3 separate regions of the Homo sapiens genome follow, and all the other regions are linked to region 1. The links are chromatin loops, found by intact Hi-C in ENCODE. Cell type or tissue: B cell. All regions are shown on one strand. Links, peaks and the distances in the headings refer to the core of each region. The heading gives the core; the rest is flanking DNA. Region 1 overlaps LINC00189 (long intergenic non-protein coding RNA 189). Region 2 has its middle 4.7 kb from the start of CCT8. Region 3 holds the start of BACH1-IT2 (BACH1 intronic transcript 2).

Region 1 (10,605 bases), core at 7,540-10,039:
AGGAAGGCCTCACAATCATGGTGGAAGGCCTGTGAAGAGCAAAGTCACATCTTACACGGCGACAGGCAAGACACTGTGTGCAGGGGAACTCCCATTTATAAAACCATCAGATCTCGTGAGACTTATTCACTACCACAAGTACAGTAGGAGGGAAACTGACCCTATGATTCAATTATCTCCACCTGGCACCCGGCAGGGGTTATTACAATTCAAGGTGAGATTTGAATGGGAACACAGCCAAACTATATCATATCAATATCAAATTTCCATCTCATAGAAAATTGATATACAATGGTTCTCAAAATTCAGCTGCATCAAAATCACCTAGAGAGCTTGCTGAGATCTACACTGGAGTTTCCAATTCAGTAAAACTGGGATGGGGCCTAAGGATCTGCATTTCTAACAAGTTCTCAGGTGATACTGATGCTGCAGTTCTGGGGGCCACATTTGAATACAGCTGGAATGGGATGAGCCTTAGCAATCAGCTGATCCATATCTTTACCTTACAGATGAGGAAGCGGGGCATAGAGAAGAATTTATCACTGAAGGCGAGGCCAGCAACAGCTACCTTGAACACCCCTGCACTCTGCTCTGTCCTTTTCCACTGTTTTAGTCACATGTCCAGGGTCTCAAAATGTTATACTGCTTTTCCCTACACTCTCTTCTCCATTCCCTTATCAGGAAAAACTACAAAAACTTTATTGTGGGGAAAAAAGATTACCAGGACTCTGTCTGTCTATCCTTCTAGTGTATCTTTGCCTTGTACTCCCTTTCAGCTGCTTCACTACTCTCAATATTGTCAAAAACTAATAACACAAATGATGCTTGCCTGAAGAAATGAAAGTGAATTGGGCCCTGTGAAATACAATTGATTATTGGGCTGTAGGTATTAACCCAATATGCCTGTAAAATGATTTCAGCATTCTCAATTCCCTCTGTGTGTATGTGTATTTAATTCTCTTTTGAATGTATAGTATCTTAATATGCTCCACAATAAATACAGAGTTAAATAAAGTCTTTGGCGTGTGTTCATTTACTATTTTTATAATTTTTGTGTCATGGTTTATGTTTTTTAAAAAAACTTACCTTTTAACATGCTAAAAAAGACAGTACTTCTTGAATGGTAGAATAAAGACCATCAAAAATCTGCTCATCCATAAAAGCAATGAGATCAGTGGCAAAAATTGTCAAAATTAACTTTTTCAGAACTCTGGAAATTAACTAAAAGATTGCAAAATGTCAAGGACTGTTTAGTCAGGAAAAAATGGCTGAATCTTGGTAAGACCAGTGAGCTATTTTGTGGCATTTTAACTTGACCTAATCCCTCTCCCCCACCCCAATGCCATGGTAACATTGAAAACCAACAGCCTCGCAACTACGGTAGCTATGAAAACCAGCAGCCTGGCAGCCACTGGAGAGGGTCAAATGGATATGGATATAAAACTTCCCCCAAATCTCATAATTGTTAAGACTTGACCTGTGTGGCAGTTCACTGAAAATATCCGTTCTCAGGGCTTTTCTGTATTTGACCTAACCCAGAATTTGCTCTGTGCCAACAGCCCTATTCCTAGGACATTTGTTTAAAAAAAAAAATAGGTGGCAATTATTTCACATTGCAGCTGCCTGAGACAATGTTACTGGTTGGAGCTAACAGGAAACCGACCAAAACACAACCACCAAGGAATTAAGATGTCCATAAGAGACTTTGGAAAGCAAACACATATTCCTGCAAATACAGAAGGTCATTCACATGTGCAGGGCTGTGTACCTGCACAGGAAAGACCTGAGAAGATCCTAATTCCTCACCTCTGGCTTACCTTAAGATTACATACAAGCAGGAAGAAAGTTTAAGGCAAAATTGTAAACTGCCTGTAGGAATATTAAAGATATACCCCAACCCACACATATATCCCATCACCCAAAACTGGGAAACTTATTGGTTCAAGGAATGTAAGGAAATCTCTGTCTAATCATTAGCTGACTACCAATCTAACCAGGCAGAGACTTCAATGGCTGCATATAAAAGAAGAATATAGACTTTACAGAATTAGTGCAGGAAAGTCACTAAAAAAACGAATAAACAAACTAATAATAGTAAGAAAAAATAGCAACAATAACAACAAACTTTGGGGAGAAGAGAGCATCCAATTTCCCGAATAGACATATTATTTAAAATGTCCAGTTTTTAACAAAAACAGAGAGACACATACACACACAAAAAAAAGAATGTCCCGTGCAAAAGAAAACAAGCAGTAAATTCTCCTTGACAAAGTCCAGACTTTGGATTTAGCAAACAAAGATTTTATTTTGCTTTTTGTTTTATAATTTGATGTTTTATTTTAGACTCAGTGGGAACATGTGCAACTTTGTTGCATGGGTATACTGTGTGATACTGAGGTTTGGGGTATGAATAATCCTGTAACCCAGGTAGTGAGTATAGTACCCAATAGTTGTTTTTTTTTTTTCACCCTTGTCCCCCTCCCTCCCTTCCTCTTCTAGTAGTCCCCGGTGTCTATTTCTGCCATATATATGTCCGTGAGTACTCAAAAAACAATGACCTTTAATCATCTAATGAACTAAAGGAAACCACATCTAAAAAATTAAAACAAAGTGTGAGAATAATGTCTCATCAAACAAAAATATCTATAAAAAGATATAAATTATTGTTTTAAGAGAATAGAAATTCTGAAGTTGAAAAGTATAACTGAAATTAAAATCACTAGATGGGATTAACAACAAATTTGAACTCATAGAAGAAAGAATCAGTGAACTTGAAGATAGGCCAATTGTGATTATCCAGGACCAGAAAGAAAAAAGATTAAAAAAAAAAATAACAAGCTTCAGAAACCTGTGGGACACTATCAAGCATACAAACATATGGCAGTCCAAGAGAAGAAAAGATAGATAAAAAGACAGAAATATCATTTGAAAAAATAATGGCCAAAAATTTTCCAAATTTGGTCAAACATATTACACAGTCAAAAATCTAAATAAATTCAAGTAGAATAAACTCAAAGAGATCCACAGTGAGTTACATTGTAATCTGACTGTAAAAAGACAAAGAGAAAGCAAGAATCTTGAAAGCAGCAAGAGAGAAATGGCTTACCACATACAAAGGATTCTTAGTAGGATTAACTGTTGGCTTTTCATCAGAAACCATTGAGATCAGAAGGAAATGGGAGTTAATATATTCAAAGTGCTGAAAGAAAAAGATTGTCAATCAAGAATTCTATATTAAGCAAAAGTGTCTTTCAAAAATGAAGGAGAAAGTAAGATATTCCCAGATAAACTAAAACTAAAATAATTCATCAGTAGCAGACATGCCATATAAGAAATACACATCACTCCAATCACTAAAATCAGAAATGATAAAGAACATCATTAAGTTGTTTAAAGAAATAAAAGGATTATAAGAAAATACTACAAACAATTGTGTGCTAACAAATTAAATAACCTAGATGAGGTAGCCAAATTCCTAGAAAGATACAAACTACCAAAACTGACTCAGAAGAAACTGAATATTCAAATAGACCTATAATAAGTAAAGAGATTGAATTAGTAATCCAAATACTTCTCACAAAAAGTCCAGGCTCAAGTGATTTCAATAATGAATTCCACTGAATAATTTAGAAAGAATGAAGATCACTCACAAACTTTTCTGAAAAGGTGGAAGAGAAAGGAACATTTCCCAGCTAATTCTATGGAGGCCATATCACCATAATACCATAATCAGATATAGATATCAAAAGAGAAAAAAACACAGACTAATATCTCTTATGAATATAGATGCAAAAATCCTCAACAAAAGTGTAGCAGGCCATATTGAACAACATATAAAATGGATTATACACCATGACTAAGTGAGATTATCCCAGGAATGCAAGGTTGGCTCAACATAAGAAATCTATCAATGTAATATAGCATATTAGTAGAATTAAAGATAAACCCACATAATCATCTCAATACATTTTCTTAAAGCAATTGATGAAATCCACCCCCATCCCCATAGCAAACTAAGCATAGAAGAGAAGTTTCTCAACCCAATAAAGGCCATCTATGAAAAACCTCTAGCTAACATGATGCTTAATGGTGAAAGAAAGTTCAGGAACAAGATAAGCATGTCTACTCTCACCACTTCTAGTCAACATTGTATTGAAGGTTCTAGCCAGAGCAGCTAGGCAGAAAGAAAGAAATAAAAGGTAAGCACACATATATCCCATCAGCAAAGACTGGGAAACTTAGTGGTTCAAAGCATTTAAGAAAATCTCTGTCTAATAATTAGCTGACTGCTAATCAGACTAGGCAGAGACTTCAGTGGCTGCACATAAAAAAGAATACAGACTTGACAGATTACAAAGGAAGAAGTAAAATTGTTTCTATCTGCAGATGATGTAATCTTGTATATATAAAATCCTAAGGAAAATCTACCAAAAAACTATAAGAATCTAACAAACCAGCATAATAAGGTTGCAGAATAGAAGATCAATTTACGGAAATGAATTTTATTTCTATAAAATAGCAATAAACAATAAGAAATACAATAAAAAACAATTTTGTTTGCAAAAGTATAAAAGAAAACCTCAGGAATAATTTTTTTTAAGTAAAAGACTTGTACACTGAAAATCTGTAAAAGATCATTGAAAGAAGTTAAAGAAGATCTAAATAAATGGGAAGATACCTCATGTTCATGGATCAGAAGACTTACTTCTGTTAAGGTGGCAATATTTCACAAATTAATCCACATATTCAACTCAATCCTTCTCAAAATCTCAGCTATGTTTTTTCAGAAATTGACAAGCCAATCCTAAAATTTGTATAAGAACTCAAAGGAACCACAATAACCAAAACAACCTGGAATTGTAGGACTTAGGCTTATCAGTTTCAAAACTTATTAGAAAACTGCAGTGACTAAGATAATGTAGTACTGGCATAAGCATAGACATATAGATCAACAGAATAGAATTGGATTCAGAAATAAACTCTTACATTTATAGGTCAAATGATTTTTCAGCAAAGATGTCAAGAAAATTTAATGAAGAAACAGTAGTATTTTCAACAAATGGTGCTGGGACAACTAAATATCCATATGCAAATGAATAAATTTGAAGCCCTACTTCACACCATATACAAAAATTCATAGACCTAAACATAAGGGGTAAAACTATAAAAGTCAACCATAGACCTAAATATAAGAGGTAAAACTATAAAAGTCTTAGAAGAGGCCGGGCATGGTGGCTCATGCCTATAATCCCAGCACTTTGGGAAGCCAAGGTGGGTGGATCACCTGAGGTCAGGAGTTTGAGACCAGCCTGGCCAACATGGTGAAACCCCATCTCTATTAAAAATATAAAAACTAGCCAGGCATGGTGGTGGGTGCCTGTAATCCCAGCTACTCAGGAGGCTGAGGCAGGAGAATTGCTTGAACCCAGGAGATGAAAGTTGCAGTGAGCCGACATGGTGCCACTGCACTCCAGCCTGGGTGACAGAGTGAGACTCTGTCTCAAAAAAAAAAAAAGTCTTAGAAGAAAGCATAAGAGTAAATCTTCATGACATTGGGTTAGGCAATGGTTTCTTAGATTTGTGAATCCAAAGGTACCTGAGACAGGTCTCAATAAATTTAGAAAGTTTATTTTGCCAAGGTTAAGGATGCACCCGTGACACAGCCTCAGGAGGTCATGATGGCATGTGCTCAAGGTGGTCGAGTATAGCTTGCTTTTATCTATTTTAGGGAGACATAATACATCAGTCAATACATGTAAGATGTACTTTGTTTCGATCTAGAAAGGCAGGACAACTTGAAGTTGGGCTTCCAGCTCATAGGTAGATTTTAAAGATTTTCTGATTGGCAATTGGTTGAAAGAGTTAAGCTATTATCTAAAGACCTGAAATTAATAGAATGGAATGTCTAGGTTAAGATAAGTGATGGTGGAGGCCAAAGTTTTATCATGCAGATGAAACCTCCAGGTAGGAGGCTTCAGAGAGAATAGATGGTAAATGTTTCTTGTAAGACTTAAGGTCTGTGTTGATGTTAGTGCTGGAAGGCTTTTCCTGAATTCCAAAAGGGAAGAGGATATATAATGAGGCACTTCTGACCCTCCCTTCCCATCATGGCCTGAACTAGTTTTTCAGGTTAACTTTGGAATGCCCTTGGCCAAGAGGAGTGGTTCATTCAGATGGTTGAAGGGCTTAGAATTTTATTTTTGGTTTACAGACTGATACTGTTTGGCTGTGTCCCCAGCCAAATCTCATCTTGAATTGTAGCTCCCATAATTCTGTTGTGTTGTGGGAGGGACCCAGTGGGAGACACTTGAATCATGGGGGGAGCTTCCCCCATACTATTCTCATGGTAGTGAATAAGTCTCATGAGAGCTGATGGTTCTATAAGGGGAAACCCCTTTTGCTTGGCTCTCACTCTTCTCTTGTCTGCCGCCATGTGAGATGTGACTTTCACCTTCTGCCATGATTGTAAGGCCATCCTAGCCACATAGAACTTTCGAGTCCAATAAACCTCTTTCTTTTGTAAATTACCCAATCTCGGGTATGTCTTTTTTTTTTTTTTTTTTTTTTTTTTTTTTTTGAGATGGAGTCTAGCTCTGTTGCCCAGGCTGGAATGCAGTGGTGCAATCTCAGCTCACTACAACCTCCACTTCCTGGGTTCAAGCTATTCTCCTGCCTCAGCCTCCCAAGTAACTGGGATTACAGGCATGTGCCACAATGCCCAGCTAATTTTGTGTGTTTGTGTGTATTTTTAGTAGAGATGGGGTTTCACCATCTAAGCCAGGCTGGTCTTGAACTCCTGACCTCAAGTGATTCACCCACCTTGGCCTCCCAAAGTGCTGGGATTACAGGTGCAAGCTACCATGCCTGGTCATGGGTATGTCTTTATCAGTGGTGTGAAAAGGGACTAATACACAGATATAACACCAAATGTACAAGCAACAAAAGAAAAAGCAGATAAATTGGATTTCATAGAAATCAAAAACCCCGTTTCTAAGGACACAATCAATAAAACAAAAAGACAACGCACAGAATTGGAAAAATATATGTGCAAATAATATATATAATCAAAGACTGAATATACAATGCAGAATATATGAAGAACTCCTAGAGATTAACAATAAAAAGACAACCCAATTAAGAAATAAACAATTTGATAGACATGTCTTCAAATATGTCCAAATGGCCAATGAGTACATAAAAACGTGCTTGTCATTAGGGAAATACAAATAAAAATTACAATGCGACACCACTTGACACCTACAAGTGAGGACAGCAAACCAGTCCTCACTCTCCTAGAAGGTATGACTTTTCATTCTGTTCCTCACCAAGACCATCACTTCCCACTGCCCCACATTTTCTCCTGCCTCTCCTCTATTTTCCCATCCCTAGTGACAGAAATGACCCAGGCAGTTGCCCCAGATTGAAACGGGAAAGTTTCCTGATCCCTCTCGCAGGACATGCAACAGAGGTATGGCTCGCCTGTTCAGTCGACACCACTGCTCTTCAGTTGTCACCATTGCTCAAACCCCTGATGGGAGGGGAAACACACAGACTGACAGGTGTAGGAGCTGGGGCAAGTGCCTTGGGCTCCAGCCCCGTATCTAGGGGTGGGTGCCTGCGGCCCCTTTTTGCAAGGGCAGAGGACCAGTATGGCAGCTTTCTGTATCCCTAGCTCTTGCTCAGCATCCCAGAAGAATCAGGTGACCCACGGGCTTGAAGGATGAATGTGGGGTTTTACTGAGTGATGGAGGTGGCTCTCAGCAGGATGGATGGGGAGCTGGGAGGAGGATGGAGTGGGAAGATGATCTTCCCCTGGAGTTTGGCCATCCAGCAGTCAAACTCCCCTCCAACCACCCCCAGCTGAGCTCCTCTCAGCGTTCAGATGTTCCTTCTCTTCTCTCTTTCTCTGCTGCGCTGTTTGTCTGCTTGTCTCCTCATCTGCTCATCTGCTTCTGGAGCCTGGGGTTCAGGGTTTATATGGGTACAGGATGGAGGGGCATGGCGAGCCAAAAGGCAACTTTTGGGGCACATAATGCCTGTTCCCACTTACGGCCACGGGTCTCAAGGCTTGAGGGTTGGGACTTTGCTGGGGAACCACCCTCTTCTACCCAATATTTCCCTGTCTTCTGTCCATATCAAAATTACCTTCTCTCCTCCACAACAGAAATCAGGGTTTTCCCCTCTTCCTTCCCAGATTTATCTCTGTGGCAAGTATTTTTGTCTCCAGAAGTCCTATTCTCATTGCCCAGCCAAATGGCTAAAGGAACATCACCCCACCAGCTGTTAGAACCGTGGTGAAGGATGGGAAAATATGTCCCTGGTAACCAAACAGGAAAGCCAACTGAACCTTCCCCACAGAAACAATATTACACGCACCTCAGCCATTTGGGTGTAGGATAGCCTTGAGTGGATAGTCTAGCAGTCCTAACAATCATCGAGGATGTATATGTAAAAAATGGAAACTACGTTTTCACTTTCAAACAACCAGCTCATAAATGAATGTTTGGATCAGACCCATTCTTCTATTTTTCAGTCAAATAATTTTTTATTTTTATTTTTTGGTATCTAACCTTGTTTTGATTCTTGTTGTTGTCAATCAGTTCGACACTGCATTCCTCCAGAAACTCATGAGTATGTTTTGAAAACTTTGCTCCTGTGACCCAGGACCTTGGCTAGAAAGAGTCATCGTAGCACAAGAGGAAGATGGAGCAGGGGTTTTCCTGAGGGTGTGGCAATAGCAGTGACTCATGCTACTTCCTTTTTCTAACCCTTTCCATTAGTGGGGTGGGGGAAAGTCACAGTCAGACCTGGGGAAAGCCGTCTTTATTTAGAGGGCGCCCCTAGTGTAGTGATGGCTTTTTGCTTTCTTTCTGCCACAGTGCAAAGCAGGGAAATAAAAATGCACAGCACGATAGCGAGAGTTTAGAACTCTAAGACAGCCAAAAAAAAGTCATTTATAAAAGAATGCAACATACGCTAAAATTAGTTCCCTAGTGTATGCAAAAAAGAAAGTCAAACTCAGCACATTTCTTTTTGTGTAGTCAGGTACTAAATGTCTCTTGCAGCATATGAAGTGGATAAAGAGAACAGAGACGAAGAAGAAAGGAGAGAGAGGAGTGCAAAGAAGAAAATAAGTGTGGACATAAATTCGCTTTTCAGTGTGTGTAGTCTAGATACTATCTTAGTTCCCCAAACAATGTTTGCTTTGTGATTTCACTGCATAACTCTTTCAGATGTTTTCTCTCTGAATGGCTAGAAGTCAACAGCTCTAGACCCTAACTCTGTAAAAGCAAAGGACTCAAGTCCTCTTCAAGTCTTTCCACTTATAAAAAGGGGAATAAATGAGAGTTTTATATCTTGTGAGCTTTTTAAAGCATTTCACAGAAATTAAACATCAGTGATTACATAAAGTTATATATAACTTCTCAAACTGAGGGGAAAGAAGCCAAGTTGTTGAGGAAACCATAGCCAAAGAAGGATGGCTGTTTAGTTCCCTGAACCACGCTTTTGAAATACTATAATCGAGATCATTCAATGAAACTTGTTTGCTTAAATTTTTTTTACTTTATTGAAAAGAGGGGCTGAGAGGAAGGAAGGCATGAACTGCTATTTCACAAATTAGCATAATTACATCCACTGTATATGCTATTATGGAAATTCAATTTAAGAAATTATAGCTAAAACACCTAGCACGGCGTCTGGCACCTGTTAAGGGATCAATAAGACTCAGGTGTCACAGTTTTTATTATTATTGCTGTTATTATCATTGTGATTATTATAGAGGGGGATCTGTGAGTTACAAGGAGATTGCTGGTAGTTGGATAACTGACCCAAATCATTCCAAATTCTCATGTTGTATTTCATGGACCATGTACAGAAAATAGAATGACAGTTCCATTTTTGTGTCAAATTGTAATTAGTTAACGCCATGCCCTCAAAAGAAACCTTGATTTTTATATTATTATCCAAAATGAATTTCATTCCCAAACTCTTGAATGTGAATATCTTTGACCTGTAGGAGATGAAAATATGCCTGTTTGGCATAAGGATTATTTTGAGGTATTTTGAGAAATTGCAGACACAGGAGAAGCTCTGAAAACAGAGTAAAAGTTACCCTTTTGTAAGAAAAATGTATATCTGTAAAGGAAATCTCCATTTGTAAGTGTCTTCCTCTCTGTACCAGGATGAGAAGGATGACTAAATCATTAGAGACTCAGTGGAGAAGGCACCAACTTAGATCTGCATAACAAACTTGACCTTTGCTTACTGTGTTTTCCTGGGCGTCTCACCATAACTGGCCTTCCCCTCACCCTTCTGTCTTTGTTTCAGTGGAAGATAGGATTTAAGCCTGAATTCAAAGCCATGTCTTTGAGATTTGCTCATTTCTCTAAGTTTCTCCCAGGTATACAGAAGATACACGTTATGAAACGTCCTTTTTTCCCTCGTTAATCAGTCTTTTGTTGCGGCGGTCTGCCCCAGCTAAAAGATATGCAGAGTAGAGAGAAATGTTTTCCCCCTACAGTCCCCAATACTTAATTTTATTCACTAATTTCTGGATCTTGATTTATTAATCATTGAAAAGGTGTCAGATGCACCAAAATCACC
Region 2 (7,748 bases), core at 4,100-6,599, 120 kb after region 1:
TATTAGGAAATAGGACCAAGAGCTGCTAGAGTCATCTATGAACTTAATAATATTAGTAGAGAATACTTATTACTTTTACTCTCAGTGGAAAGAGGGACAGATTCAGTTAGCTCATCCAAAAGTAATATTATATTATAAAACAAAAAGAAACAAAGTAGTCAAAACATCCCTGTTTTATTCATTTTGAAATAACCATTTAACTTATCAAACCCAGGTCTTTGCACTGGTGTTAAGATGCAAATTCTACATAAGAATCAGGACTGGGTTCAATATTGTACGTAAGCAGGCTCGCCTACAACTGGTTCCTATGCACAGAATCAAATATTGAGTAAAGATCAATAAAAGCTGCAAACAATCTTATCTTGTTATTGAAAGATTTCTGCATAAAATATACAGAAGGAAAAGTAATTTGATGTGGAAGAAACTTGCCAAAAGCCTGCTTCTTGCATAAAACAATGGTCTGAGGAACCCAAACTTGCAATCTGTGGTGGGAAACTGGCTAAAATATAAAAAAGAATAACCAGTAAACTGATGAATTCATAATAAAAGAAAGAGTAAATTTACCTTTCTTTACAAAGGGAGACATGGGAAATATACTATATTTTGGTCCATCAGAACCAAGTTGGGAAGGCCAGATACTTACAGACCATAAACAATTTTTTTTTTTTTGAGACGGAGTCTCGCTCTGTCACCTGGGCTGGAGCGCAGTGGCGCGATCTCGGCTCACTGCCAACTCCGCCTCCCAGGCTCATGCCATTCTCCTGCCTCAGCCTCCCGAGTAGCTGGGACTACAGGCGCCTGCCACCATGCCCAGCTAATTTTTTTGTATTTTTTTTAGTAGAGACAGGGTTTCACCGTGTTAGCCAGGATGGTCTTGATCTCCTGACCTTGTGATCCACCTGCCTTGGCCTCCCAAAGTGCTGGGATTATAGGCGTGAGCCACCACGCCCGGCTGACCATAAACAATTTTAATAGCAGAAAACCTCCTCCAGGTAATTTATATAATTTGGCCTTTTTAATCAGCAAAACTATGAAATGAAATGTTCCCTGCATGTACTAAGGAGAGGAAATTTATCTCAAAATATAAGCCTGAGAAAAGAGGCCCTCTTGTATTTCTAGATACTGTGACTACTTCAACTTTCTTCGTCAGGTTTGTCTTAAAACCTTTCCTGATATTCAATTCTAACTGCCAAGTCTGGGCGAGCCACAATAATTAATTTTAAAAAGTAAAATATTTTTAAATCAAGAGTAAAAACTGGATTTGGTAAGATTCTGAATGACTTCTGAATTTCATTTCTGATGTGAGCTCACAAGCCTGGCCATGGCTGTTTTTAGCTTTGTAACAATCATAAACACAGGAATTATGTCATACAGCATGCAGGAAACAAAAACCACTCAAGCAGAAGGGCTTTAATACAGGAATCAGATCCTTCAAAAATTCTTGATGGGCTAGAGAAGCAAGCTCTAAAATGGGCTTCTGGGAATAGGTCCCAGATGTAACAGAATGACTCACCTTGGGGGCTACACTACGAATGATCAGCAAGGTGGGAGGAATCAAACAACGCCACTAGATGGACCGATATCAAGAACACACCACCAGGGCTTTGACCCAGAAAGCAGGAAGCCAGGATTACGAAGCTGTTGCCAGCCCCACGGCTGCCCTTGTACATCTGTAAGCACGGAGAGCAAGGTGTTATCTTTGGCAAAGAGGTGCCAAAAATGCATCATCTCATCACATTCCCTACACTAAGGTTACAAAAGACCCTGGCCCCTGGACACCCATGAGTGCATCAGGAATTCTGGTTTAAACCACGGCAGCCTTAGGGGCTTATGGCAGAAATGCCAAAACAGCATGAAAATAGGCTTTGTTTTCCTACCACCTTCCAATCCTCACATGAAAGTATCTAATTGGTGGAGGCTTATTTGTACCCACAGCCATAACTGCAACAGAATCCAAGAAACACAGTTTCTGCTTCCCAGCCTTGCAGTAGAAGACCCCATGTGTGCCAGTCTAGCACACTGATCAGGGGAACTATGACAGTAACTTCTATCTTTGCTGAAAGAGAGACTGATAAACACAGTTTTAGTTCATCAACAGTTGATTCATAAAGGCTCAAGAGAACCTTCTCTCTCAAGTCACCTGAAATAAAGATTTCATCTCTAGATATCTAAGGTATCACCAATAGGATTTAAATGCATCTCATTCCATTTCACCCTTCTCGTTCCCATTAATCTAACCAGCTCAATCACACCTAGGCACAAAAGACACCGGGACAACTAAACCAACATTTAAACTAAGAAAAGAATCAATCACTTTCATCCAGTTCAAGATCTTCCCTCTTAGAATGGTAATAAGCAGGGAGTGATTATAATACATTTCATTTCTTGTGACTTTGCCCTAACCTGGAGAGACTTTAAGGGAGCTACTCACTCCAGTACAGCCTCAAGTAGATTGATTGGACTATTCTTGAAACTCTGAATGTAGGCCACACACAGAGCCCACTTTGGAACAAAACAGCCACAGAGCATTCTCACACCAAGGTTACAGATGACTCACATGACCCTGGCCCTCGTTTGCCATTGAGTGCACCACCAATTCTTGCTTAGGCCAAAGCAGCCATGGAAACTTGTATTTTCTGAAAATTTAGCAGAACCTGGGGGCTTTTTGTGGCAAAGCAATAAACTGAACCAATCAGATGCTCCCTCTTGGGATGTTTGAATATGAAACACGTAGAGACCTTTCTGGGGGGAGTGGTGAGACAGTATGGGGAAGCTGAGAGACCCATAGAGAAAAGGAAGCAAGCCAAAGCTAAGAAAGAGCTTGGCATTTGGCCAAGACTCAGATTAGCATGGGCCTTTGCCTGCATGCCCTTTGTGGATACACCAGGGCAGAGCCACTTCCTTCCTGTCTCTTGGCACTGCTTCTCCTGTGGCCTGAGTCTTGGCCAAATGCCTTGTGATCCACCTGGAACACGAGAAGATGGAGACCTGCAAAGAGCTTCTCCAAGGCCATCTTCCTTTCACCTCCTGATCTCACCTGGGAAGCTGTCATGAAGCAGTTTCTCATCACCTCCAGTGTTCTGATGAGACGTGGGTCTTCCTGCTTCACCCTCTCTTAATAGAGTGGCAGAACACAAAACCACCGAGCTGCATTACCCAACTCGCATTGCAATCTCCAAGTCCCTTTGGTTTCAGTGTCATTCTTTTTGATGAGCAGAACAATGACCTCAAGGAGTTGGCACATTTGGCTAGTCTTCCTTTTGTCATCTATGTAATGAATAAACGGTCTGATTCTAAAAAAGTGTCCTTGCATCTTTACCAGTCGAATCAGTCAGGACTTTACCTTAGCCATGCCTTGTCTCATGTGTGCTTGACAGAAACTAAGTGGAGCTGTGGGACCAACATGGTAGTCGTAGGCCGAGTCTCCCCTCAACCTCATCCCCACTCCATAGATAAAAGGCAGAAGAGTGGGAGGGAGGTTTACAGGGAGATGAACAAAAGTAACAATTATATTGAGAGGAGAGTATTGTTTAGTCTTACTCTTTTGGTTACCCCCAGTTCTCGGCCTCTCAATCCACTCCTTCTGACCCACATTGGAAGTTACCTCACTGGTAAGGGATTGACATGGGGCTACCTTTCTTGATTGCATGGAGTTAACCCATTTAAAGTCTCTCCTTCTCTGATCAGTGCAAAGCAGCAATGATGCCCAGCATGCCTGTGCTTTCACCCTAAGCCACGTTCTCTGTAGTCCAGCGAGACTCTGAATTCCAGCCTCCTGACCCCTCTATTTTCTTGGTTGTTTCCAAACTCAGAAAGTGAATAAGGGTATAAATTATTGTGCCCTCTTAAGCCCAAATAAATTCGATTAAAAGAGAAAAAAATTTAAATTTATAAAGGAATATTAAAAGATTTTAACAACAACAAAAATATCCTGAAGCAAAATAATGAGCCAACACAAAATGAGTCAGACTCCAAAGCCAAACAAAAGAATTAAAATTCAACAGAAAAATACTGAAACATAAGATGATATAGTAACATGAAATAAACAATACAAATGGAGGCAGAAAAAGAAAAGTCAGGAGGTTAAGGATTTAATGGGAATTGGGAAAATTAAATAATAATACAAAAAAAATCAAAACACATAGACAAGCCAAAAACATTAAACAATTCTGACGTACAGGGGTTAAAACTTTAACACAAACAAAAAATGAAAAAAACAGAAACAAAGTAACTAGAAACAAATAGTGAACTGAGTCCTTATCAGAATCCTAAGATGGCTCAGACATCCCCAACCCCCAATCCTCACGGCTTTTAGCTCTCCTGGAGGCTGGAGGCCATGTTTTCAGGCAGCACCTAACATGAGGATCCCAGGCTTTTGAATCACTATAACAGAAACCTACAGTCTCCTTGGCGTTTTGCAAACTCTGCGCAAAAACCCTCTTGATTGCTTTGTGTTGTTCTCTGGTTTTACTTCACATACGTCTGGATGGTAAGAATAGAGACCATACCTCCCATGTCTTAATCTGTTTGGGCTGCTATTGAGAGGTGACAGCGTGCTGGCAGTCCTCACAGCCCTCCCTCGCTCTCGGCGCCTCCTCTGCCTGGGCTCCCACTTTGGCGGCACTTGAGGAGCCCTTCAGCCCACCACTGCGCTGTGGGAGCGCCTTCCTGGGCTGGCCGAGGCCGGAGCCGGCTCCCTCAGCTTGCGGGGAGGTGTGGAGGGAGAGGTGCGGGCAGGAACCGGGGCTGCGCGCGGTGCTTGCGGGCCAGCGTGAGTTCCGGGTGGGCGTGGGCCCCGCGGACCTCGCAACTCGGAGCCGCCTGCCGGCCCCACCGGCCCCGGGCAGTTGAGGGGCTTAGCACCTGGGCCAGCAGCTGCCGTGCTCAATTTCTCGCCTGGCCTTAGCTGTCTTCCTGCAGGGCAGGGCTAGGGACCTGCAGCCCGCCATGCCCGAGCCTCCGCGACGAGCGCCGCCCGCTGCTCCACAGCGCCCAGTCCCATCAACCACCCAAGGGCTGAGGAGTGTGGGCTCACGGCGGCGGACTGGCAAGCAGCTCCACCTGTAGCCCTAGTGCGTGATCCACTGGGTGAAGCCAGCTGGGCTCCTGAGTCTGGTGCGGACGTGGAGAACCTTTACGTCTAGCTAAGGGATTGTAAATACACCAATCGGCACTCTGTATCTAGCTCAAGGTTTGTAAACACATCAATCAGCACCCTGTGTCTAGCTCAGGGTTTGTGAATGCACCAATCGACACTCCGTATCTAGCTACTCTGGTGGAGACATGGAGAACCTGTGTGTCTAGCTCAGGGATTGTAAACACACCAATCAGCGCCCTGTCAAAACAGACCACTGGGCTCTACCAATCAGCAGGATGTGGGCGGGGCCAGATAAGAGAATGAAAGCAGGCTGCCAGAGCCAGCAGTGGCAACCCGATTGGGTCCCCTTCCACACTGTGGGAGCTTTTTTTTTCTTTGCAATAAATCCTGCTGCTGCTCACTCTTTGGGTCCTCACTGCCTTTATGAGCTGTAACACTCACTGCAAAGGTCTGCAGCTTCACTCCTGAAGCCAGCGAGACCACAAACCCACTGGGAGGAACAAACAACTCCAGACGTGCCTTAAGAGCTGTAACACTCACTGCGAAGGTTCGCAGCTTCACTCCTGAGCCAGCGAGACCACGAGCCTGCCAGAAGGAAGAAACTCCGAACACATCCGAATATCAGAAGGAACACACTCCGGACACGCCGCCTTTAAGAACTGTAACACTCACCACGAGGGTCCACGGCTTCATTCTTGAAGTCAGTCAGACCAAGAACCCACCAATTCCAGACACACTATAACAAAATACTACAAACTGGGTGGCTTAGAAACGGTAGAAATGTGTTACTCACAGTTCGTGAGGCTGGAAGTCCGAGATCAAGGTGCTAGCAGATACAGTGTCTGGTGAGGGCCTGCTTCCTGGTTCATAGATAGTACCTTCTAGCTGTGTCAGCACATGGTGGAAAGGCAAATAAGCTCCCCTGGGCCTCTTTCATAAGAGCGCTAATCTTTTATAAGGGTGGAGACCTAATGAACTAATCATCTCCCAAAAGGCCCTACGTAATACCATCACTTCAGGGCCTAAGATTTTAACATGAATTTTGGAGGGACACAAACATTGAGACCACAGCACCTTAATTCTTCGATCTCCTCTTCTGGATATCCATTTGGTCACCCAGTAGTTCATTTGATGATGATTTATTGACTCCTTACTCCGTGCATTGTCCAATTACAGTATAAGTGCTGGTGATTCACCACCTACCTGCTGGTGGAGAAAGATGACAAATAATTCTGTCATTACAACTGTGGTAAGTGCTATGAAGGAGAAACACAGAAGCTATGAGAATGACAAACAGGGAATGTCTTGGGAGTCATCAAAGACTTTCTAATGAAAGTGTCTGCATACTGAGGTAGAATTAATTCAGCCATAAGGGAATAGAAGAGCATTTTAGGTAGGAAGAACAGCAGAGGCAAAGACCCTGAGGCAGAAGTGGTAAAGCAGACAGCACGAACTATTCCAGGTACTGGGGCCAGAATACAAGACATTAATGCCAAATGGAGAAGATACCAGTGAGACAAGGACCAGAACCTAGGCCTCAAAGTCACTTTAAATATAGATTAATATATATTAATATGTTAATCAGGTGTCATTTTAGCTCCTTTCAGTTTTATTTCAATTTTATTTTGTGTTAGCTATTTTTATAAGTAATATTATCTCTGAGTCAGAGGAATGTGCTTTTGTTTATTTCTTAGCTAATCCAGGAAAAATCTTGGATTGTTCTGTTGTTCGGGACTGATCATTACAGTAGTTCTCTAACGTATCAGTCTCAGAACACCTTTAGACTCTTAAAAATTAACTTCCCCAAAGGTCTTTTGTTTATGTGGGTTATAGGTATGAATATTTGCTATATTAGAAATTAAAACTGATAAATTTTTAACGTTATTTAAAAAATAATAATCCTATCACATGATAATATGTATGTTTTTATTTAAAATATCTCTATTTTCCAAGAATGAAAAGGGTGGCTGTATTAGTCCGTTCTCGAATCGCTATAAAGAACTACCTGAGACTGGGTAATTTATAAAGAAAAGAGGTTTAATTGGCTCACAGTTCCACAGGCGGTACAGGAAGCATGGCTGGGGAAGCCTCAGGAAGCTGACAATCAAGGTGGAAGGTGAAGGGGAAGCAGACACATCCTACAAGGCTGGAGGAGGAGGAAGAGACAGAGTGGGGAGGTGCCACACACTTTTAAACAACCAGGTCTTATGAGAAGTCACTCACTATCACAAGAACAGCTGGGGATTATAATTCCACATCATATTTGGGCAGGCAATTCAAACATATCAGTGGCATTTACATTTTTGCAAAAATCCAAACCATATCAGTGGCATTTACATTTTTGCAATTTTTTTTTTTTTTTGAGACAGGGCCTCACTCTTGCCCAGGCTGGAGTGCAGTGGCATGATCTCAGCTCACTGCTGCCTCAACCTCCCAGGCTCAAGCAGATCCTCCAACCTTAGCCTCCCAAGCAGCTGAGACTACAGGTGCATGCCACCAAGCCAAAGGGATTTATATTTATCTATAAATTCATATATAAATCAGATATATTTATATAAAATGTGTATATTATATATATAAATCAGATAAATAAATATGTATTTATATCTGATCTTAAAAGAGTAAAAGGGATTTATATTCCCAGGAAGAA
Region 3 (10,605 bases), core at 3,389-5,888, 180 kb before region 1:
GGCACGGCCTAGCACTCCAAGTTATAACCAGCCCTCCAACTCCTTTCAATCCATAAAAACCTAAGATCAGGTGAATATAAGGTATTCTTATTTTACACAAGAGGCAGGGGAATAATTAATAAATCAAAAGATATACAGTCAATGTGAATTAACTCTAGAAAAGAGTAGGGAGGAGTAAATCAAATAATACAAAATAAGCGTTAAGTGACTTACTGTTTCAGCACACTCATCTTCCAAATTGAGTCTAATATAAAATCAGTTTGCATTTAATCAATTTGCCAAAAAGTATTCCTTGAACACCTTTGATATCCATTTCTTCAAAATACATCAACCAATGGAGACACCCAGAAAGGGAGTATTTGGGGAATTCTCTGAAGGATTTACAATTTAAAAATCACAATATGAGTAATATGCATATGTATGAAGGATATTATAGTCAACTCTAAAGTGATTCCTGAAAAGTTAGAAAACACAAAACAGTTTCTACAGTATTCTCTCCTCTACCTCTCTCTGCCTAGAGTTAAGAATAATAAAGGTCAGGGCAGGGTGTGGTGGCTAACGCCTGTAATCCCAGCACTTTGGGAGGCCAAGGTGGGTGGATCGCAAGGTCAGGAGTTCGAGACCAGCCTGACCAACAAGGTGAAACCCCATCTCTACTAAAAATACAAAAATTAGCCAGGCGTGGTGGCAGGTGCCTGTAATCCCAGCTACTCAGGAGGCTGAGGCAGGAGAATTGCTTGAACCCGGGAGGTGGAGGTTGCAGTGAGCTGAGATCATGCCATTGCACTCCAGCTTGGGCGACAAGAGCAAGACTCCATCTCAAAAATAAATAAATAAATAAATAAATAAATAAATAAATAAATAAATAAAGATCTTATTCCTATAATTTTAGAGGAATAAATAAGAAAAGCATATGCAAAGACTATGGATTTCTAGTCTGCATCCCAGTTCAAATGTGAAGTAAATTACCGTTAAATTTGGATTGAAAACAGGTATGCTTCATATAGAGCTTTATAAGTTTTAGGTCATGTTGACAAAAACACATACGCGCTCCACTTCTTTGCAACATCTTTGAGGAAAGAATTTCTAGAATGAGGATTCTGGAGTACAAATATGTGGGTAACGTTTCTAAGTTCCCAGAATACATATGATTTCTCATAATTAAAATGCCTAGCATTTTTCTTTTACTTTGATTTTTATTAGATTATAAAACTGGTGGGATAATTATTCATGTTAAAAAGAATTATTTCCATGTTTTAAGCTATAAGTATATTTCAAACTCTTTTCATATTCTTTTAATTATGATGGGACAGTAGAGTATTTATAAATGTAGAAAAAAGTCACTTAGATGATAATATTTCAAAAACTGCCTGCATTCTTTTAAATTAATAAACCTGAAGCCATCTTTTGCAGAAATAACTGCCTTAAGCTTCAAAAAGTTTTCAGTTTGAAAGTAGCAAAGTTCAAAATTTTAACGAGTTGTTTTATTAATATTGTAAATTTCTGTGGTGACAGGAAAAATTGGAGAAGTGATCTATGGAGGAGATTCAAAGCATCCTGAAAAACAAACTCCTCTTAAACTTTTACGGAATACAAGATTCTTATTTTTCCTCTCCATTTTGCCATTTTGCTAACGGCCTTTACTATTATTTTGATTATCTAAATGTAATTGAATTTATTTCTGTGGAAACTAAATGAATATAAACCAAAGGAGAAAAGAAAAGTCTACTTATTCAGGGCTTGCTATAACAAGGGAGTCGGCCACCATCAGTTGCATTTTGGCCAAGAACTCAAAGGCAGGCAGAGTGGAAAAGCCCTACAGTGGAAAAGGGGGAAGCCTTCTCATGTGCCTTGATTGCAGGCAGCTGGCATGGGGAAGCTGTGGGCCGCCTAGCTAGAAACTGGCATCCTGTTGCATATTTGCATTTCTCTGGTTGGTCCTAAGTTGGAAGTGGGGACAAGAATTAGGGAAGCTGTCAGTCATTCTTCAAGTCCTGGCCGTTTTAGACCAATTGTTCCAGAAGTGATTGTTAAGTTCCTAGACCGTTGCCCTAGATAGCATCTGACCCCCTCCAAGTCTGACTTAAAGCAGGCTGGTTTCCTGGGCTGTTTGTTAGAAACAAGGAGTTGGTTTTCTGGGCAGGTAGGTGTAAGCTGTTCTATTTTCATATACAGTCTGGCCATTGTCTTTGTATATGCAGTCTCTCATTTCCAAATAAATTATCATTTAATGTGCCACAGAAATATTGGTATAATTCAGATCCAGAATAAGAAGCCTACCTCTATGGAAATTTAGGCCCCACGAATGGGGGCTTCATATAATTCCTCTTGTATGAAGGCCTATGCACATGGAGACAAGCTGAGAGGACGTAGTAAGAAACAAATTGGACCTATCAGCTGCCGGATAGAGACCAGGCCACAAGGAAAGGTTTAGAGCAGCCTAGCACAAGCAGATGCTTTTCAGCAACCCAGGGTAACATAAATGAGTAAAGCCAGCCAACTCTAGGACAGGGAACAAGAGGGGAGACTGGGAATTGAAGAATGCCTGCTTAGCCTAAAGGCTCTCAAACACATACCATATTTCAAAATCACTCCGAATACCAAACAAAACTAATCTACTGGAAACATGGCCCAGAGGCCTGTCTGTTTGGCCTCCCGCCCAATCTGATATTCAGCCAGTACGCAATGGTTTGGCCATACTGATTGGTCAGTTACTGATTTGATCAGGCACCCAAGACAACTGGTTATTAAATATGCATTTTGAATGGCACCTCACTCTAAAGCAAGAGGGTCAGGGCAATCCCCCAAAACTGGTGGTTGTCAAGAATACATGATTTGGGATGTAGTTTTCCAGGTAGGCTGATGTTTTCTTACTGTCTAGGCACTGGGTAATTTGTGTCAAGCTTTATGTGAATTGGGAAGTCATGAGAACCTGAAAGATGGAATCAAAGCAAAAGTAGCCCTGATGAGAAAAGGCTACTCTTTTCCTGATAAGTTAGAGCCACAAGGGAGCTATGAATCTCAGAGTCACACCTCCATGTTAGTCACCTAAGTGGACTACAGGGAGAATCACTGGGGCCTTTAGCCATGAAAGAGATACATCAACGCAGTGATCAGAGCATCAGGGATGCTTGGGGGGCATCAGGAAAGGAAGGCTGTGCAGAGAACAGGATGGAGAGGATAAAGGAGGGCATTGATTCTGACTACTTCAACAAGAGGCCTGCCATCCCCACTGATAATATGAGCATTACCCCCATGGCCCGTTCAAAACGTCATGGCGATAGAGGTTTAGGGGGTATTTCTGGATGGTGCTTAGGGCAGAGACACTGTCTTTACCACTTCATATGGTAACAGGCCCCTGCACCCTTCCACAATAACTTCTATTTTTTTTTTGAGACAGAGTCTCACTCTGTCATCCAGGCTGGAGTGCAGTGGTGTGATCTCTGCTCACTGCAACCTCCACCTCCTGGGCTCAAGTGATTCTCCCACCTCAGCCTCCTGAGTAGCTAGGATTACAGGCGCACACCACCATGCCTGGCTAATTTTTTTGTATTTTTAGTAGAGACGGGGTTTCGCCATGTTGGCCAGGCTGGTCTCGAGCTCCTGACTTCAAATGATCTACCTGTGCCTGGCCTTCCACAGTAACTTCTACTTCAGGTTAAAAAAAAAAAAAATAGCCTGAAGGTGCATTTAATGTACATGTTTTTACCAGCTGAATTTTTTACAACAGGTAATCCTATTTCTATGATAATAAATTAACAGATTCCATTTGAAAAAAGAAAAAACTTCAAGAATTTGCACTTACACACAAGTATGGTGAGTTATTTACTAAAATAGCCAAATAATATAGACACAGTTTTAAAATACTTTAAAAAAAAAAAAAGTTAGAAATCCAATAAATTCTGGGGTTTCTGCAACTAAACTCTTATAGTAAATGTAATATGAATTTTTTTCAAGTTACTTCTACTTAATGGAAATGCATTATATACCAAAATGCCTTTCCTGGTTCTGGAAAACAAGTGTTCCTCTCCTAACTTTGTGCATTTTTAATTTCTGCTCTTAACTCGAAAATATCTACTAGGGGACAGTGATGCTGCTGTACTGTGGGCCAGGTCACCCTTCAAGGCCACAGGCCTTTGTACAATCGAACAGGCTTCTCTTGACGCACCATTTCCTGGCAGTGTGCTCAGGCATGTTCGTGGCCATTTCAAAACTTCAGTTCCAGAGACTTTCAACTTAAGTCTTCAAAGTGGACAGGTAGATAATATGGATCTTTTGTCCTGCATACAGTGGTGTTGATGGGACTATTTTCATTGTTGCAGAATTGGTGACCAAGACCCAGAGTCAAAGGCAAAGACATATCAAGAATCTCTCATTCTGAAGAGAGCTGCCAACAGCTGGAGGCCATATACTCCCCGAAGACTTTTTATTAGGTTGGACATAACCAGCTCTGCTGCTCCCAACTATCCCCAGGCCCCTCTCATTCCCCTACCCCATACAAGCAGAAGATTGGGAAGAGGGGGAGAAAAGGGGTTGCTTTTTGTGGGTCATCAGTACAGACAGCCTTGATGTTTTCCAGGAAGGAAGAGAAGAAAGGAAGGGAAGCACTCATAGCCATTGCAGGTGTCAGGAATAAGAGGATTTGTCTTGATCTACAGTGGGATATCTGCTTATGGGCAGGGGAGATAAAAACTTACATGACAGAGAGGGGCCAGCAATGGGAAGCAAGCCCTTTTGCTATTCAGTGTTACAAGGAAGCTTGAGTTTCCTGTGGCTCAGGGGGACACTGCAGGAGGCAGCTGAGCTTGAGCTGTCCTGTTGTACCCAAAACAAGAAGGCCACCACAAGGTGGCAGTCCCAGCAACAGGAAATGGCAGGGCGTATTATTGCCAGCAAAAGCTGGGGTGGGACTCAGAAGACTGAGCTAGAGCTGATCTCTCACGTTAGAGAATTGGGCCAAAACCTAGGGAGGAACCCTTCCCTAACCCTGAATGGCCTATATAGAACCCACATATGTACTCCAAGAAGGAACCAGCCTGGGACGCCCACCATCAGTGAGCACCCCCACTGGGTCTATCTCAGCCAAAGAGGCAACAAGCAAGGGAAAGCTATCATCCAGAATGACGGCTTCATCCCTTTCCATCTTTCTTCCCCACTCAAAGGGAAGAGTGTCCCGAGAGAGGGGAGTAAGGAGAGAAAAAGCAGATCAAGCCTTCTCCCAACTCTAAGTCCCCATGGAGAAGCATGATCAGGGCTCTGCAGAGGTGGGAGGAGGTAAAGGGGAATCTATTGGATCTGAAATGGATTTTTAAAACTTCACTGGCTTTTTATAAATACTCAGAAGTGGATTTAAAAATTTATGAAACTCTGTGGGTACAGAGTAGAACTTCCCCACAAAATAAATAAATGTTTGCAGGGCTCAAGTTGGAAAAAATGTCCTTCTGCAGCAAAGGGTGTGGCCCTGGGGTCAGGGAAGCACAATGATGAACCAGGAGCATCTAGGAAGTGACCCGTGCCAAGGGTTTAAATTCCAGGACACTCTTTCCTTGGACTTCTGGAAAAGTAGAATGAAGCAGATAGGTTTAAATTCTTTCTCTAGGCTGGGCACAGTGGCTCACGCCTGTAATCCCAGAACTTTGAGAGGCCAAGGTGGGTGAATCACTTGAGGTCAGGAGTTCGAGACCAGCCTGACCAACATGGTGAAACCCCATCTCTACTGAAAATACAAAAATTAGCCAGGTGTGGTGGTGCACGCCTGTAGTCCCAGCTACTCGGGAGGCTGACACACGAGGATCACTTGAGCCCGGGAGGTGGAGGTTGCAGCAAGCTGAGATCATGCCACTGCACTCCAGCCTGGGTGATAGAGTGAGACTCAGTCTCAAAAAAAAAAAAAAAATTCTTTCTCTTATAGTTTCTCAAACACTGTAATAAAATTTGGTACAGCTTTAATATCAAGTTCGAAATGAGTAACAGGCTGGGTCATAAAATAAAAGAGAGAAAGGGCAGCTTCCCCATGTTCAACCTCCCTCCACCCAGTCCTCACTGCTCAGACTTTGCAGAGGTGGCAACAGTGCATCAGAAGGTGGCCTGTGCTCCAGGCCCCGACTAGAAGGAGAGTGAATAGGTACCTGCTTTAACTCAGTGTTATGGACTAAATGTTTATGTCCCTCCAGAAATCATATGTTGAAATTCTAACCTCCAATGCAATGGTATTTGGAGGAGGAGCCTTGATAGGTGATTGGGTCATGAAGGTGGATCCCTTATGTTGTAATTAGTGACCTTATAAAGGAGTCCCCAAAGAGTTCTCTCCTTCCTTCCTTCCTTCCATCCTTCCTTCCTTTCTTTCTCTCTTTTGTTGAGATGAAGTCTCACTCTGTTGCCCAGGCTGGAGTACAGTGGCATGATCTTGGCTCACCACAACCTCCACCTCCCGGGTTCAAACAATTCTCCTGCCTCAGCCTCCCAAGTAATTGGGATTACAGGCATACACCACCAGGCCCAGCAAATTTTTTGTATTTTTTAGTAGAGACGGGGTTTAACCAAGTTGGCTAGACTGGTCTTGAACTCCTGACCTCAAGTGATCCACCCGCCTCAGCCTCCCAAAGTGCTGGGATTACGGGTGTGAGCCACCGTGCCCGGCTCTTCTCTCTTTCTGAGGATACAAGAAGACGGCAGGCTGTGACCCGGAAGAGGGTCCTCATCAGCATCCGACCATGCTCACATCCTAATCTTGGAACTATGAGAAATAAATTTCTGTAATTTCTAAGCCACACAATCTATGGTACTTTGTTATAGCAGCCCAAACTGACTCAGACCCTCAGAAAAGGCTGATGGGGAAAAACCATCCTGGAAAGTAAATAGTCAAGAGGACCTTGTAAGAGCAGACATGAGAAAACTCCCCACCCCAGTAGATTCACTAGAGACGCAGCTCTCAACTCCTTGTACCAAGACCCATAGGAATGATACACTTTACATCATACCCCTATAAACATGTACATGTGTAATTGATTAAAGTTTCATAAAGTAATATTTACTCACTATGTGCAATGCACATTGATATTTCATATTCTGTTCTGTTTTTTAAATGCTGGCCACAACCCCACACAAATTGATTTCTAGACCTTAATAGTCTCTAATCAGCAGTGTAAACAACTCTCATTAGAGGGAGAGAACCCTTAAGAGGAAGGGGAAACCTTGGGTTTCACAGGCATGAACAGCAGTGTTTCTTCTCTCTGAGATATGCCTCCCATACCCACAGCCCCTTTTTTTTCATCATACTGGGATCCTATATTCCTGATTGCCTACTTTCCAGGTGAGTTATCTCCTCTGGAGTTCCCACCTCTCTACTGGATCTCTTATGTAACCACCTGATATGGTTTGGCTGTGTCCCCACCCAAATCTCATCTTGAATTGTAGCTCCCATAATTCCCATGTGTTGTGGGAGGGACCCGGTGAAAGAAAATTGAATCGGTTTCCCCCATACTGTTCTCAAGGTAGTGAATAAGTCTCACAAGATCTGACAGTTTCGTAAGGGGTTTCCCCCTTTCCTTGGCTCTCATTCTCTCTTGCCTGCTGCCATGTAAGATGTGCCTTTCACCTTCTGCCATGATTGTGAAGCCTCCCCAGCCTCATGGAACTGTGAGTCCATTAAACCTCTTCTTTCTTTATAAATTACCCACTCTCAGGTATGTTTTTATCAGCAGTTTGAAAACAGACTAATACACTATCCTCAATGCCTTTCTAATTCTACCCATTGTACATGGATTGGACTCCTCAATGCCAACTCCATTCATGAAATACTTTCCAAGCCCTTTCATACCCAGCATGTACAAATTGTCCCCAGCACCTTCTTAACAAGTATGTCTGAATAACAGAAAACTACAATAATAATGCATGTCAGAATTATATGATGTAAAGATGTGTCTGTCACTGCTACCAGCTCTATCTATACCTCTTTCTCTGTAATCCTTATAACCATCTGACACATTAGGTCACATAGCTATTTAGCGGTGGACTTGAGCTTCGAATCCAGGTGTTCTTGGGAAACTTGCAGATCATAGAGAAGCATGAACACAAAGAATAAGTGTGGCCTTCCAGTGGTGGGGGCAGGGTGTCATGAGACACAGAGCAGTGGTAGGTCTTATGCAGAGCCTCTTTAGGGTTTTACACCACTGGTAGAAGAATCTGTCTCTAGACCGAAGAGTTCAAACCGAGAGACTTCTTGCTTTCTCACAAAGACAGGCTTCTGGCCATTTAGCTGCTGGGCTTTTCATCAGCCTTGAGGAATGAGAGACCTTTGTGGAGCTCTTGTTTCTAGGCGTGAGAGCAGGGGAGAGGCTGAAAAGCATCTGACATTCCTGGCGTCCCATTCTCTAGACAAGAGGGGACACTCATAAGGGCCTAAATACCTGTCCAAAGGCTTCAGTCACAATCCCTACTCTGTAAGGAAAATCTTGGCATCATTTCATCCCATACAACTAAGAAGAAAGATATATATCATGATAGCATATGGATGTGTTAACCATCTTCCCCCATTTTCACGTTTTAAGAATTTTAGGGCCGTGCATGGTGGCTCACGCCTGTAATCCCAGCACTTTGGGAGGCTAAGGCTGGCAGATCACAAGGTCAGGAGATCGAAACCATCCTGGCCAACATGGTGAAACCCCCGTCTCTACTAAAATACAAAAAATGAGCCAGGCGAGGTGGTGTGCGCTTGTAGTCCCAGCTACTCGGGAGGCTGAGACAAGGGAATTGCTTGAACCCAGGAGGCAAAGGTTGCAGTGAGCCAAGATCATGCCACTGCACTCCAGCCTGGCGACAGAGCAAGACTCTGTCTCCAAAAAAAAAAAAAAAAATTTTAGGTCTGGGGTGAGTTGGAGTATTGCTGAGGAGAACCTTTCTCAAGGGCAGGGCTCTCGGAGATCATGTTCTCATGGGTCCCCGGGACCGGTCCTCAGGCTCGCTAGTTTAAGGTGAGTGGAGTGGTCTCTAGGAGCAGAGCATGATAACAACGCTAGGTCACTCATTTACAACGGACTGTAATAAACTACCTTTTTCCTTCCACCAGGGGGCACCATTCACATAGACTTCAACAGCAGTGGCATCAACAGGCCTACAAAGTGGTGGTGGTAAAAAACACACTTGAGACCATCATATGTATCTGAAATCAGATACGATACCTGAAAAACATAAATCAAATTAATGCTCATATGGTTGCTTGCTGTCCAAGGAATTCAAAGCAAAGGTGGAAACTGACCCTTACATCACTTCTTCCTTCTAGATGAATAGCATCAGCTACATTTTCTTTCCCATTATGTAATGTTTCTATTCTGACCACCCACCTGTGATGGACATAGTCTTTTTAGATGTGTTAGTTTTAATATTAGTCAAGACTTAGTCTCAACCGTTCTCTATTAAGTGACTTTGCAGATATCTGATGTCATCTCCATTAATGCAGATTTTCATGTCAGATTCAGCTCTGAGTTCACCTTAATGCGGTGGTGGTTCCCATAGTGTAGTGCCCAGGCCCCCGCATCAACATCACTTGGGAACTTGTTAGAAAGGCAAGTTCCTGGTTCCCAACTCAGACCTACCTACCAAGTCAGAAATCTAAGTGTGGGGCCTGCAATCTGTGTTTTTACAAGCCTAACAGGGGATACTAATGCATGCTAAAGTTTGAGAACCACTGACTTAATATACAGTTTCCAACCCGGATGACACTAGAAACAACTACGGGACTTTACAAAAATATGGGTGTCCTGGCTTCCCCCAGAGCCACTAGGGTAGTGGAAACAAATGTCACTATCAAATGGATCTGGGTTTGAATTCTGGTTTTGTCACTCACCAGCTATGTGCCTTGTGGAGGCTCCATCTTCTCATCTGTAAAGTAAAAGTCATCGGACCTGCCTTGTAGGAAGGTGTAGGAGGGGAAGGTTCAGCAAATGCCTCATAGAGAGATTGACTCATAGTACATCTTCTTCCTTGGCCTCCACCGCAACTAGAATCTTATTCACCCGGCCTGTGAGGGTACAGTTCTCACCTTGCCCCAGAATCACCAGGTGAGAATGATTTGCTAGACCCGCTTTCTGAAGTTTCACAAATGGACAAACATTTTCACAGCTGTTACTGGGATTTTGCCATAAATCAGCAGGAACACACCCGAGATCTGACAAAGCTATTTCAAACTCTAGATCAATGAGGAGGGAAGTTGCTATGAAGCCGGGTTTGCCAACTGAGAGCATTGTAATTGTTCGAGTTGCTCTTGGGATCTAGCTCAGATTCCTGCTGACACCAGAGAAGTGAAGAATGAAAATAGTTGCCTAGAAAATCAGAAGCAGCTCCCCAAGTTACCTGCCACATACAGGTTTGTTTTTCCTTAATTATCTAGGTAATTGCTTTGCTTCCTCTACCTGCCTTTACCAAGAGATGCCTGGCCAGAAGAGCGAGGAATTAAAGTACCTGTGGAGGCTGCCCACCGAGTGAAGCTGCAGGCTGCCCATCCCATCGCAGTAGCTCCTTAGTTGTCAGTAGGTTGTTTCTATGAATGCCCCCTCCATCAGAAACCAATGAGGTTTTTCCAATTAATCTAAATCCCTGCTCTTGTGG

Evidence for each region. Hi-C counts contacts between places; a loop is a spot of excess contacts. Peaks named below come from ENCODE experiments on the same cell type or tissue, not always from the same donor. Only the 100,000 strongest peaks of a DNase experiment are listed, where the experiment ranks them.
Region 2: it touches region 1 in a loop (12-fold over the local background); 5 of 110 quality-filtered maps call a loop at or near these places.
Region 3: it touches region 1 in a loop (11-fold over the local background); 3 of 110 quality-filtered maps call a loop at or near these places.

Annotation. Positions count from the first base shown.
Region 1 is chr21:29,194,675-29,205,279 of GRCh38, reverse strand. All of the region lies in intron 1 of LINC00189 (long intergenic non-protein coding RNA 189), which reads right to left. Among named protein-coding and RNA genes, the nearest start is that of LINC00189, 6.5 kb to the right of the region's middle. RefSeq lists enhancers at 8,558-8,797, 8,055-9,254. In B cell, for the core only: CTCF peaks have their summits at 8,664 and 8,869; a DNase peak (open chromatin) is centred at 8,759; H3K4me3 peaks cover 1,751 bases; H3K27ac peaks cover 2,387 bases.
Region 2 is chr21:29,074,474-29,082,221 of GRCh38, reverse strand. It overlaps a transcript of MAP3K7CL not described here. Among named protein-coding and RNA genes, the nearest start is that of CCT8, 4.7 kb to the right of the region's middle. RefSeq lists enhancers at 2,915-3,054, 5,603-6,802, 7,679-7,748. In B cell, for the core only: no CTCF peak of the experiment used is centred there; DNase peaks (open chromatin) are centred at 4,471, 4,981 and 5,351; H3K4me3 peaks cover 1,955 bases; H3K27ac peaks cover 1,959 bases.
Region 3 is chr21:29,371,009-29,381,613 of GRCh38, reverse strand. BACH1-IT2 (BACH1 intronic transcript 2) reads right to left here and starts at 9,113. Exons shown (of 2, transcript NR_046564.2): 1 at 9,051-9,113; 2 at 7,634-8,372. In B cell, for the core only: a CTCF peak has its summit at 4,821 (motif pointing right); a DNase peak (open chromatin) is centred at 4,853.